Regions from separate parts of the Homo sapiens genome. Here region 2 is linked to region 1. A link is a contact called in ENCODE Hi-C or POLR2A ChIA-PET data. All regions are on one chromosome and are shown on one strand. Each heading gives the region's core, a stretch centred on a gene start or an enhancer-like site at or near the end of the contact. The rest is flanking DNA. Distances are from core to core; before and after follow the strand shown.

Region 1 (6,429 bases), core at 1,080-3,579:
CTAATATTATATGATAAAAAAAGAGACTTAAAATTTGAATGACAGCTAATGCTAATCATAGCCAATTCTTTCACAATTGACTTCGTACATTTACCACATACAATTTATGATTGTCTTAATAATGGTTACTAAATTATTATAAAAACAGTGCACAAGTTTTTCATATATGCATAAAGAGTTCTTTAAAAGTCAACCATCATCCCATCACATAGTGGATTTTAAAGGTTTATTTTCGTATTTCGCACTTAGAATTCTTTCTTTTATATGCAATGATAAAATGTTTAAAACATTTTGTATGCCCTGTTTACACTCAACACTGTGGAAAAGTATTTCTCTATGTTATTTAAAACTTGACATAACCATTTTTAACGGATGCATAGCATGCTACCATGTGGCAGTGTCGTAACAAACAATTCTTCCACTGTCAGACATTTCCAATTTTTGCTAAAATAATTAATGATGCCATGCGTATGTTGAATATAACTCTTTGGTTGAACTTCAAGGTTAGATTACTTTTTGGAAAGAATTTCCAAAAAGAGAACTACTGAGTGAAAAGCAACAAAACATTGAAGGCTCCTAACAAATGCAGTTTTCCACTTATACCAACAGTATTTAAAAAGTACCTATTTCTTAGAACCACCCCTGACTAGTATTAAATAGGATTTTAAAATAGAATCGCTCATATTTTAAAATCTTTGATAATTTGCTTTAATTTGCATGTATTCTTTGATAAATAATAACGCCATCACTGTGTTTTCCCTTTTGCGAATTATCTCCTATTGTTCTCTGGCCATTATACCGTTAGAATCTAGGTTTTTCTTCTCAATGTTTAATATTAAGATAACAGTCCTTTCTCTGTCATTATATTTTCCCAGGCTTTTGTTTTTTAATTATTTTCATTGATTTTGTTGTAAAGTATTTGATTTTTATGTGGTTAAATGTATCTTTTATTTTCCATTGAAATGTTTTCCACTGCTTTTAAACTTAGAAAGACCTCCTCTATTCAGAGATTGGACTTTTTTTGTCTTTTCAGTTTAGGTTTTATATTTTATCATTCGTTTCCTCTGAAATTTAGTAGTGTACATGTAAGGTAAAAATGATCTACAGGGAATTTTTTTTCACCCAGATAACTACTTGTTCCAATACCATTGTTGAATTTCAATTCAATAACAATTTATTTAATGCATATGTATCTAGCATTACATATCTCTAAATATAATTATGTTTTAAAATATGGTTAATTTATAATATATGACTAAAAAATTCAATTATTATTCTACATCCATGTATTATCTAGATATGAGTAATCAAAAAAAACAAAAAACAAGACTCTACACCTTATCATTATGAATACAATAAGCATTCCTAAAGAGTATAATCACAAATGAACCAAATTCTCCAAATATAAGTAGTAAAGTTATCCTTTTCCTAAGCTAACATTGCACAAGTGGAGAGAATTAATGTCTAGAAACATGACCTTGGTACACCTGCTTCTCAATGTACTCTAACAGAAGTCTTACTTGAATATAAGGTCATCCACATCAGTCAGAGTAGCACCTATGCTTTTCAACAGCAAGTTGACAGAATGAACTGCAAACATTTCCTGTTTTTCTTTGTCTGATTCTTCACCTCCGGAACCCAAAGACAAACTCAAATGCAACTAAAAGAAAAATAATGTTCAATAAATGAAAGCTAAAAGTGAAAAATTTACATATTTAGGATCCAGGTAGTCCAGAAACAAACCAAAAAAAGTCTTTCGATTAGAGTCCTAGTGAAAGCTATTATTTGATACCACACATTATAGCAGAACAACCCACTTACATTTGATTCTCTTTGCTTTTTGATAGAATACAAATTAGTCTGATCCAAAAACAGAGTTCTAATTTTATGCAATGTATATAAATGCCATTGCATTCATATGAGGGAAACCGACACACTTTACAAAAATGGCGTAATCATTTTAAGAAGAAAAACATGTAAACTGGCACACAAGTAATCTGCCAGTCAAAATACAGATAATAACAATAACATGACAATTAAGGTAAGTTAGCAAGCTGTCAAGTTTTTAAAAGTATAATAAGGCTTTCAGCTTCCACAGATCCTCCAACTTAGTATTTAAACATGAGATTTCAGATTCTCATTTAGCTGCTACTTTGAACTGAACCATCATTAGTGCAATAGTGCAAGAAGACATAGGCAAAAAGTAATTCAATATGTGTAAATAAAGTAGATGAATTTCCTTTCTCATTTTGTCATTTCCTAGGCATATTAACTAACCAATATAGAGTTCAAGTAAAGTGGACTTGGGGCAACGCCAGGAAAGCCTGTGGTTAGTTTTTTCTTTCATGTGACCCTCTGCCCAAATGACGAGTCTGGGAGTGCTGGGATCCAGGAAAGGTAACCACAGGTAAACATTAATCCAGCCCTTCCCTAGGGCAATGTTACTTATGGGCTATGAAAATAATTGTTGTTCATAATCTTTGCCATTAGACTTCATGGCACAATTCCCACTGTGCCTAAGAACACGAATAGGTAAATTATCAATCATTAATATCCCCCTAGAATATAATATCCATGAAGCTGTTTTATACCTCCACAGCAACTTTCATAATAAGCATTCAGTAAATACTTGTTTAAGGTATTGTTCAATCCCACAAATAACTGATTTTCACTTAAAAGTGAAAAAGAAATGGTATATTACCTATCACATAAAACAATATCAATTTTAAACCTGACACTATCAGTATGTCTGATATCACCAAACTAATAGATCAATTTAAAATAATAATTCCATTTTAGAAATCCATTCATTTAGCTGAAGGACTGGTAAATGCAATTGAAAGTAATGTGCTGTAAACAGTTTTTGAGAATGTAAAGGATCATCAATATTTTAAAGAGTTACTTAATTATAAATCTGGCCCATTACACAAGTTTAGAGCATTATGGTTGATAGCATTTGTGAATTTAAGAATTTACTAAGCAGTCACCTTCTCCTATAAAAGCTAAAAAGAACAACAAAAGGGAAAAAAGAAATGGGTTCATAAAGTACAACATCAGGCAAGTGAAAGGTATCCAATTTTCCACTCCCTTAGTTACAAGCAAATTTTGGAAGGGGGGAAAAACACCACATCAACAGTATAGTACCTACTTCAGCGTTTTCACATTCTGGTTACAGCACCCATTATAGCTCTCTGTTTAGACAGTGATAGTAGTTACAAAGTGCAACCAAAACATTAAACGTTGGCAAGCACTTCTACGCTTAATTAAGAAACGCTTTTGTCAGCTTCTTCTTTGAATAAGGGGGTTATTAATTCAAAACTGGAGAACATGCTCTGGTGGTTTCTCTGTGGGAATTGTGGCTGCACATATGCTACAGAGAACTGTCTTAATTATTTCGATTAATCAAACAAAATTCCCACCAAATACATGATGCAACAAATTAAAACCTACCTTGGTCCACAGACCCTTTAAAAAGTTCTACAATAATTTCACTAAATTTTCAAAATAATAATTACAACAAACCTTCACAGGAGAAATATGGAAATGTTCAAAGAAACTAAGAATTGACATATCAGTCATTGAAGTCTCCATTAATTCTGCATTTAGAGCATCAATATCTTGTTGGATTAACTTTGTCTGAAAAAAATAAAATCAAGAATTTCTATTTTAATTTTTTTCTCTATTAGAATTCGTTCAAAAGAGGCTGATTTAAATTTTGTTAATTTTATATTTTCCCCAAGAAATAAAAATTTTTACCCGTCTTCTTTCAGCTTCAGGGTCTGTTGTTGGGGTAAACAGTGCAATAATAGCTCCTAGAAACCCTTGATCAATTTTTAAGGCCATTTCCTGAATGAGGACCATAAAATACCTAAGAAAAAAAATTTAAAATGGAAAAGGATTTCTACCAAATCTTTTAATTTTCAATGTTAAAACTTTGATTTCAGTGAAAAGCCACAGTTATATCTTGTTCCTTCATCTCCTAAAAATTATGTTAATAAGATCAAAGTCTTCTTAGATTGAGACTTTTTCACTGGAGTGAAAGCTTCACTCAAGGTAATACTGCTGCATTAACACTTAGCAATTACAGTCCCAAATGCCACATTCGTCATGTCACAGATGAAACAAATACAACCAGATCATGTAGCATGTATGATCCAATTTTTAAAGTTCACAGCAATTACATTAAAGAACACAGCTCACAAATACATATCATTTAGATTTCACTTACTATTTTATATTCTAATTGAAGTTATAAAGGGAAGAAGATGGTTGAAGAAATTCTACACTTTAAAATATGTAGAGACTACTACTAAAATAAGTTGAAGCATAAAAGATTACTTGACCAAAAGTGAATTAATAGGTTCAGCTGGAAAATACTTTTTACATGAAAGTCACTTTCAAAAAGAGTAAGATTTATTTTCAAAGTAGATTCTCATTTTAAATTCTTTTAGAGAAACAGCAGGAATCTTCACTTACTTGAACTGTAAGACTTTACTGTACTCATTAAATCTTGTGATGACACTCACATCAATGAAAGGCTTGGGCTCTAAGAGGAAGAAGTAACACATAAAAAAAAATAATGCTTTATACTAGGTTAAACTAATGCCTATTTAACTTTTATAAATAAGGTATATCTATGTCACAACTTATTTTATTTTACCTGAATCTAAAGCAATAGATTTTGGAGGGGCAACAGGATGAAATACAACAGGGAACATTGCACCTGGTAACTGATTATCAACCTGAAAGAAAAGAAAACGAACTTATCAAGATTTCAAATAATTTAAACTTTTAGTTTCAAAGATAATGTTATAGAAGAGGCCACCACTTTCATCATAATTAAGTGTCTGCGTGTATATGCGGTGTAATTAGAAGTTTCATTTTAAATCTGTAAAAGTTACATACCTCAGCAAGGGCAAGGCTTTCAATAAAGGACTATATAAATACTCTCATAATTGTATTAACAGTGTGCAGTATGTACATCATTAATGAAAATACTTGTATCTATGGATCCTGTGAGATTTCAATTCTCTATGGTTTAAATAAAAGTTGAAACTGAATATGAAATTAGGGGATAAGAGAAAAAGAAGAAGAATTAAAGTAGCCTAAACAGTACTTAACAGCTAAAAGGAAGGAAGGGAGGGATGCTGGGAGAGAGCAAGCAAGCATCCAAAAGGAACCTCCAGCAAAGCTCTGCTCTCTGTCCTGAATGACGACAAAGGAAAATCTTATTTGGGGGTCCCATGACAAATTCAAAGGAACATTTAAGAATAACAATCTCAGTGCAAGAAAACCCTTTTGCAGGCTAATCGATCAAAATTAGTCTTAACAGTCACGAAGTTTATAAGTAAGATGTTAAATAAACAGGATATGTGGAAAAAGGGGAAAAAACATACAAACAAAGAAAAGATACCAATTACAATGTAAACTATATAGTTGTAAAAAAGAAATTTCATTCCCAAGATTCCCAAAGTGATGATAAATACTTATTTGAGAATGACAATGTTACCTGAAGCCAGTACAACCTGGCCCTTAAACTTCTCTGGTGAGAAGACTGCTTAAATTCAATCTGAATTCCTGATAAAAAGTCTCGTTTAATAGGGCTACGAATAGGGAGGCGCATTTCCATTGGATCTTTATCAAAATTGACCTAGAAAAAAAGCACATGTTTTTGTGATGAGCTGATATTAGCACAGTAGCTATTCCATTTTTAATATCTGTTTATTGATCAAATTGAAAAAATCTTTATCTTTATGTCTCACCAACAGATCTATCTTAAGGTGATCTACAGTTGAGATCTCTGAAGCAAAAGCACCACTTTTCTACCAGTTATTAGAAAAAAAAGATCGTGAAACTTTTCAAGTATAGAAACTATAGTTTTAAAAACATGCTTTATGTAAAAGAAAACTTCCTCAAGTAACGAATAGTTCCAGATAATTCTTTCTTTCCTTTTCTTTTTTTTTTGAAACGGCATCTTGCTGTCACAAGTGCAGTGGCAAAATCACAGCTCACTGCAGCCTCAACCTCCTGGCCTCAAGTGATACTCCTGCCTCAGCCTCCCAAGCAGCTGAGACTACAGATGTGACACCATGCCCAGCTAATTTTAATTTTATTATCTTTTTTTTTTTTTTGTAGAGACAAGGTCTCACTATGTTGTCCAGGCAAGTCTCAAACTCCTGACCTCAAGTGATCCTCCTGCCTCAGCCTCCTAAAGTACTGGGATTACAGGTGTGAGCCACTGCACCTGGCCCAAAGATAATTCTAAACAAACTCTGTTTTGCAATCAATAATTGAGAGCTTAGTCACGTCTGACATGAATTATATAGTTTTTTATCATTTAAGTATGGCCAAAATTGGTGGGGGTGCTGGGGAATGTAACTGGTGACAGTGCTAACCAAACCATCAGGCAACAATGACAAAGAGTAACTA
Region 2 (6,461 bases), core at 1,170-3,669, 290 kb after region 1:
TGATGGAGAAAATGAGGCTCAGGGAGAGTAACTGATTTGCCCTAGTCCAGAAAAGTGGCAGAAAAAAAATTGAACTCTCTATTTGTCTCCAACTCCATTGTGCTTTCCACTACATGGTGGATTCCCGTGGCCCAGGGCAAATTCTCTTGGGTATAATCAGTTTCCAGTGGACTTAGGTTTATTTGTTGAATTAACAAATGAAAATCAATTGGATTTTTAAAAACACTCTCTAGAACCCAGTGTTCAAGAAACTGACTACTTACTTTTTAACTCATCTAGGAAATCCTACCGCAAAGCTAATTAGTGTGTAATTAGATACATAGCTAGGTGAGAAAATGCCACAAAAAGTATCATCTTGTTTACAGAGGCAAGAAAGATTTCTAAGATTTCCTAGGTAAGGAAGAGAGAGACCCCAGGAATAGCTATTCCCTAGATAACCCATCTATTGGAAGGTCCTCCACTTCCCTGTTTTCCTCACCAATTTTTGAAAAACTCACTTCCAAAAGAAAACTTTCTACAAAAAAATTTTCTTCCCACCAGGGTATATACATCCTTATAATACAAGTGTCTCACTCTGATGTGTGCGCGTGCGCAAACACAAATTAGGATATTACCTATGCCGCATCAATATGTAAAGCTGTGTATATGAATCGTAACGTTGGGCATGACTCTGAATGAATAACTTGCTTTATTAAAAAAAAACTGTAACATTGATAGAAAACCGGAAGGAATTAAAAACAATGCAGATGGGTGTACTTCCTTTCTCTCCCAGTCCCAAGCCAACCCATTTTTCCTTGGAATGCAAAAATGGTCTGGAAAGAGATATGGGGGTCCTGTGAACAGAACAGGGAGTCATTATCTTTTTCTTCTTTACCAATAGACGATGACAAATGTGGATGGTGAGGAAGTAAAACGTCAATAAAGCAGTATCATAAATAAAAAAATAAATAACGTTTATTCTGTACCACGCGGCTGTCAGTGTCCGGAGTCTCCAGGGCAGAGCGCCCCGGGGAGGGCTGGGCCCTCAGAGCAGCAGGAGGGCGCCCAGGGACAGCTCACCCTGGCCCAGCAGGCGGCCCCGATCCCGGCCGCGACCCTCATCCCGGGCCTTGACGCGAACGGCCAGGCGGCGCACCTCGTCTTCCGAGAGGCCGTCGAAGCAAAAGTCCTGGTCAAAGGAGGCCTTGCGGCTGCGCCCCACCACAGCGCTGCATTGCCAACGCGCAGTGCCCGGCGGCCGCAGGACGAGGCTGAGGCGGCAGCGGACGGCGCGGGGCCCGGGGGCGCCTCCGAACAGGCTCTCCGCGCGGAGCAGCCGGAGGCGGAGACGCCGGGTTCCCGGACAGTACTCAGCAGCCAGGCGCAGGGCGTCGCCGGCGCGGCCCAGAGCCACGGTGCCCTTGGCCTCCAGGCGCTCAGGAAGCGGGGCCCTGGATGACAGCGGGCTCGAGGAGGGGGCCCGGGCCGGGGACTCGGATCCCGCGCGGCGCTCCTCGTCCTCGTTCCCGCTGGAGACGGAGCGGACGCGGGCCAGGCGGCGACTCCTTCCAGCCCGCAGCGCGCGACTCAGCAGCCCGTCGGGGACGCGCAGGAGGCGGCAGCGGCGGGGCCCCGCAGCGAGCGCGTCCTGGGGCAGGCGGGGACCGCCGGGGGCCGCGGGGGTGGCCGGGCCCGGACCTCGCGGGCCGCACAGGGTCCCCAGGGGGGCGTCCGGGCCTCCGCCGCCGCCGCAGCTGTGGGCCCGGGGCCGGGGCGCGGGCGGGCCCCCGAGCAGGAGCGACTCCTTGCGGCGCGTGTGCGGGCTCTCGAGCAGCGCGCAGAAGCCGTAGGTGGTGCGCACACGGGGCAGGTGCGGCAGTGACAGCGCTGCCTGCGAGCGCGGGTCCCAGTCCGTGCGGCCGGCGTCCTCGTCTGCCGCGCGGGGCCACAGGTCGCTTTCAGCGGCGCAGCGCCGGGGCACGGCGGCGGCCCGGATTGGAGACTCGAGCGTGCAAGGGGCCGGCAGCCGCGGCGGGATGCAGAATTCGGGGATGCGATTCGGCGTGAGCACTTTGGCGAAGGCGGGCTTCGGCGCGGAGCTGCCTGCGGCCGAGGAACAGAGTTTCTCGAGGAGCCGCATCCTTGGAGGCTGGGGCTAGGAGTGGCGGGAAGAGGTGCGCCTGCGGGGGAGAGAAGCTGCTGAGTTTGGGCGCCTGGAGCTGCTGCAGCCCCTCGACGCGGCTGGATCCCTCCCCCAGACCCTGTAAACGTCCCCCACGTGTTTAAGACCCCAGACCAGTTCCAGCCTTCCTCTCCCCTGCACCCACAACAAATCAGCCCCGCTTCAGACCTTTCTCTCTTCTTCAGTGTCTCTGGATCTGGTTGCAAGCTCAGTGCCAGTGGCCTCTAGCCCGCTGCCGAGGCGCCACCTTCAGTACTGCGGCCAGGAGAGTGGCGCTCCCCTCTTATACCGTAGGCTGAGTCCCGCCCAGCCGCCAGCGGCCCAACCCGGAGGTGCTGCACAGCCCGCCTTCCCGCCACCCTCTCCCACGACGCCGGGAGGTCTGCATGCACTGGGCGCTCAGGTCTGCGCGAAGCTGTCGCGGGAGCAGGCACCTTGTGGTCAGCTCTGGGACCCGCATTTGCAGTGAGTGCGTGGAGCCCCAGGCAAGGCCTGGGAAAGGTTGCAGGTGAAGAGAGGGCACCCTGTCGTCCTGCCAAGGAAAAATTGGCGGCTGAAAATGTTTCTGGCTTCTTGGAGAAGGTGAGGCTGGACGAGGAAACAGGAAGTTAATTTGGCTAGGAGATAAACCGTCACTCACCCTGCATGTAACCTGGACGTGACCTGCACGTCCTGGGAGCTTCTGTTTTCCTGTCCCCACGCACTCGCAGCGTGCAGACCAATATGGTTTCCAGTTATTTATATACTTATTTACTGTCTGTCTCCCTCTGCTAGACTGTGCTCTTTTTGATAGCATAGGCCCTGGCTCAGTCCATGCCCTAAGTACTGGTGAAGTGGGTAAATTAATCGTTGAGAAAATTTCTGATCGCTTCTTGGTCTTTTGGCTAAGATCAAGTGGAGAAAGCCTCTGAATGGCTGCAGGCTCTGCCTGTCATCTTGATAGTTACAAAACATGGGGCTTCTGGCTCCTGCCCTAAAATAACACTTGACGTTTTTAAAACTACCCCTTTTTTTTTGCTCTAGCACGGAGGTATCCAGTTAGAAAGCACCTTCCCGAAATATAGATTCCTTCTTTCCACCCCCGACCTTCATTTTCTGAGATGTGAAGACTGAAATCCCAGAGGGACCTGAGGAAATTCCAGAAAGGTTAAAAAGAGCCAGTTAATGGCAGAAGCTGGAACTAGCAATTTCCTGTTTCTTTGGCTTTGCATGTGATGCTTCCTGTGATCTGAAATGCCTTTTCTCTGCTTTTTCTTTATATAGGAATTCCTGTTTATTTTCTGTAATTCAGCCCACGCATCGTCCCTTTCAGGTGCCTTCACCCACCCAGCCGCCGCGGAACTCCCCTGCTCCAGTTCCTCAGTCCCTCCTCATTTCCTTCCTACATCTAGGGGCCACCATTGTTGCGGTTCGCATGCTGCTTTGGAATTTTCGGTTTACAGTTTTGTCTCCCCCTAATAGCCTTGTGGGTTTTCAGTGGGCAAGGACTGGGGCAGCTCAACCAGAAGGGGATTTCGGGAGTCTATTATGAATAAATGAAAAATAAAAGTCCTAAGATCAAGAACTGGGATTGCCTCCATCCCGGTTGCCTTATCCAGGCTACAAGCCTGGCTGTCTTATTCGTCTCTACGTAATTCTAGCACCCAGGATACAATGCCAGGCAAATAGTAAGGGCTTAGTAAATATTTGATGAATTGTATTGAATTGATACTGATCTGCAGGTCTTATGACTGTCAGGTGCTATCAACCACATATCTCTCTACGTAATTTGATTTCTTTCTCACAGAAAACCAATAAGGAAGACATTTTTTCTGTTTCCCAGATGAGAAACTGAGGGACTTGTCTAGGGTCATTCAAGCTATGATCATAGCGTACATAGAGCCTAAGTCCTAGCTTTTTGGCTAATTTCTTCTAATTCATTCCGTCTTTCCTTTCTTCCTTTTTTCTGTTCTTCCATCCTTCCTCCATCTATTCACTCAGTTCAATATAATGCAGAGTCTACTGTGTGATTTGTATCGCCCTTTACACCCAGAATGTTAATTCTTACAGCATCTCAGTCTACTGTTAAGTAGTATTTTCCACTATACTTGCTTTGGAATAAGCCCCACTATTTTTAAATCCTTAAAGGTGAAAAGAGTAAGTGTTTCTCTGGGCTAATAATACTTTACTGCTTAATTGACCCACAGGTTCCGCATCCCCCAATTCAACCAACCACGGATGGAAAATATTTGGAAAAAATAATAATACAAAAGAAATGAAGCAATAAAATAACTATTCACATAGCATTTACATTGTAGTAGGTGTTAGAAGTAATCTAGAGATGACTTAAAGTATATGAGAGGATATTCATAGGTTACGTGCAAATACTATGCCTTTTTATATAAGGAAATTGAACATCTGAGGATTTTGGTATCTTGAGGGACCTTGGAACCAATCCCCCTCAGACACTGAGGGACACTTGTATGCTTTTTTAATGGGGCAAGTATCGATCAATATGCAGCCACTGGGGCCAGGGAGCAGTAGCCATTCCTGCTAAAGCCAGATTTTCAGGCACAAACATCCCGAGGGGTGTCTGACAGGATCATTTCCCTGTGATTCTTCAGGCCAATGTGCTGATTCATGGGCAAACGGTCTCTCTAAAGTGGAGCACACCTGCATTATGTCCTGCAGTAGATGCAGCTCGTTTCAAATGAAACCTCAGTGAAAATGGCCTTGGTGACAATGAACACTCAGACATCATATCGGTGGGTGAAAGATGCTGAAAGCAGGACATGGGATTTGAGTGATTGCACTCCCAGCACGTCCATGTTTACAGAGCAACGCAAACGTGGCTATTAACACAATCCCTATCTAGAGGGTTTTCCAGAACTGTTATCTTCCCATGAATCAATATTCTATAGAAGAGAAAGTAAGATACAGGGAAATTAAATTACTTACCCAGGGATCCTTTTCAGATAGTCACTTATTCAACCACAGCTATAGGCTGGAACCCACAGTTGGAGGCCTGGCTTCCTTCCATATTCTTAAATCACACTGGGAGAAAATAAAAAACAGCTCCTCAGTGGAAACTTCGATCGCTCCAGTTGTTTCAGTTTTGTGCCTAATAACCACATAAAGGCCACTATCATCTTGTATTCAAACCTTGAAATTGTTATTTTAAAGAAATGATCTCTTTAATAACAATAATGTTTACTGACTATGTAGTAGGTGGAAGTCATGTTAAATGCTTCATATACTTTATCTTATCTAATCAACCCTATAAAGAAGGTAGAGATGCAGAAACAGGCTCACAAAGGGAAAAAAACAGAATAAAACTTCTCATAAATCTCACATACAGTAAAAGCAGGGCTGGAACTCAAATCCAGATCCATCTGGCTCATGGTCCTGTGTGCTTATAACCCCTTCCCTACAGTGCCTCTCTCAAAGCCATTTCTCCTGAACCCAGCTCCTCTCTAGGTAGCTAGATAATAGAGAAAGAGACCCTTGTTCCAAGGCCTTGAATTGAAACTTACACACCTTATTGATTATACCAGTACCTCATATATTAAAGCATGACATTGTCATAAGCAGGAAAGCATGCGTTATGCACAGTAGTGCTGTGCCATTTGTAGACAGAATCCTTGTCCCCCCAGGAAGTATAGTCGTTCTCTTTATGTTATACCTACTTCCAAAAAAAGGATTGGGGTTGTTTACATAACAAGGACCCAGGGAATTTATCAGCTGCTGGAAACTGATATGATGAAAATGGAAAAGACATGCAATTAACTGAATGACAAACCTTGAATGAGGTCACAAATTGACATATGTCAACACCTATGCCCCGAGGGTGGGAAGGGTAAGGTGTAAAGGCAGTTAAAGAGTCTCTAGTGGAAAGGCTTGGAACGGTGAGAAGTTCTAAAGGAGCCTCATGGTCCACTAGCCTTGGAAGGCCATGGAAGAACCAGTCTGAATGTTTAGCAGTGTGGGAATGGCTGTGTCCCTTTACGGAACAAAACACAGTCATGGGAAATCATTATCTAGAAGACTGTAGCAACAGTCTGCATTCTGTTCATGAGATTCACTTATGTTACATGTATAGCGCTAGTTCATTCGCTTTCACTGACTTACAGTATTCCATCATTTAATGTACTCTGTTTTCTCGCTGACAGATATTTTGATTGTTTCTGATTCTTCCAATGCTGGTATGATCATTTGTGTACCTGTCTTCTTAATCATCTATGCAAAAGTTATCTAGAGTACATCTCTAGGAATATAATAGCTGGTAATAGGATATTTGCATCTTCAATTTTAATGCAAAATC

What was found. Hi-C counts contacts between places; a loop is a spot of excess contacts on that map. ChIA-PET counts read pairs that join two places held with the same protein, here RNA polymerase II (POLR2A). Pooled maps may share reads with other maps.
Region 2: a map with no recorded cell type shows a loop between it and region 1 (2.6-fold over the local background). The contact joins the promoter of C2CD4B here to the enhancer-like site in region 1. A Hi-C loop is called at or near these places in 1 of 168 maps with a recorded cell type or tissue (endothelial cell of umbilical vein), 2 of 37 single-sample maps with no recorded cell type and 3 of 50 pooled maps. POLR2A ChIA-PET finds 5 or more read pairs at or near these places in 1 of 52 experiments (T-cell).

Annotation. Positions count from the first base shown.
Region 1 is chr15:61,877,087-61,883,515 of GRCh38, forward strand. It overlaps VPS13C (vacuolar protein sorting 13 homolog C), which reads right to left. Exons shown (of 85, transcript NM_020821.3): 69 at 5,510-5,650; 70 at 4,661-4,742; 71 at 4,477-4,546; 72 at 3,757-3,868; 73 at 3,523-3,636; 74 at 1,521-1,660. It overlaps LOC124903501 (a long non-coding RNA gene), which reads left to right. Exons shown (of 3, transcript XR_007064668.1): 3 at 2,264-2,407. Among named protein-coding and RNA genes, the nearest start is that of LINC02349, 150 kb to the left of the region's middle. Within about 2 kb of position 2,330, at least 2 of the 41 ENCODE cell types and tissues checked have a DNase peak (open chromatin) inside an H3K27ac peak, as active enhancers do.
Region 2 is chr15:62,162,866-62,169,326 of GRCh38, forward strand. It overlaps C2CD4B (C2 calcium dependent domain containing 4B), which reads right to left and starts at 2,420. Exons shown (of 2, transcript NM_001007595.3): 1 at 2,330-2,420; 2 at 670-2,159. The coding sequence starts at 2,119. The coding sequence ends at 1,025. It overlaps LOC124903502 (a long non-coding RNA gene), which reads left to right and starts at 2,548. Exons shown (of 2, transcript XR_007064669.1): 1 at 2,548-3,307; 2 at 3,425-3,729. RefSeq lists enhancers at 1,871-2,470, 2,471-3,070.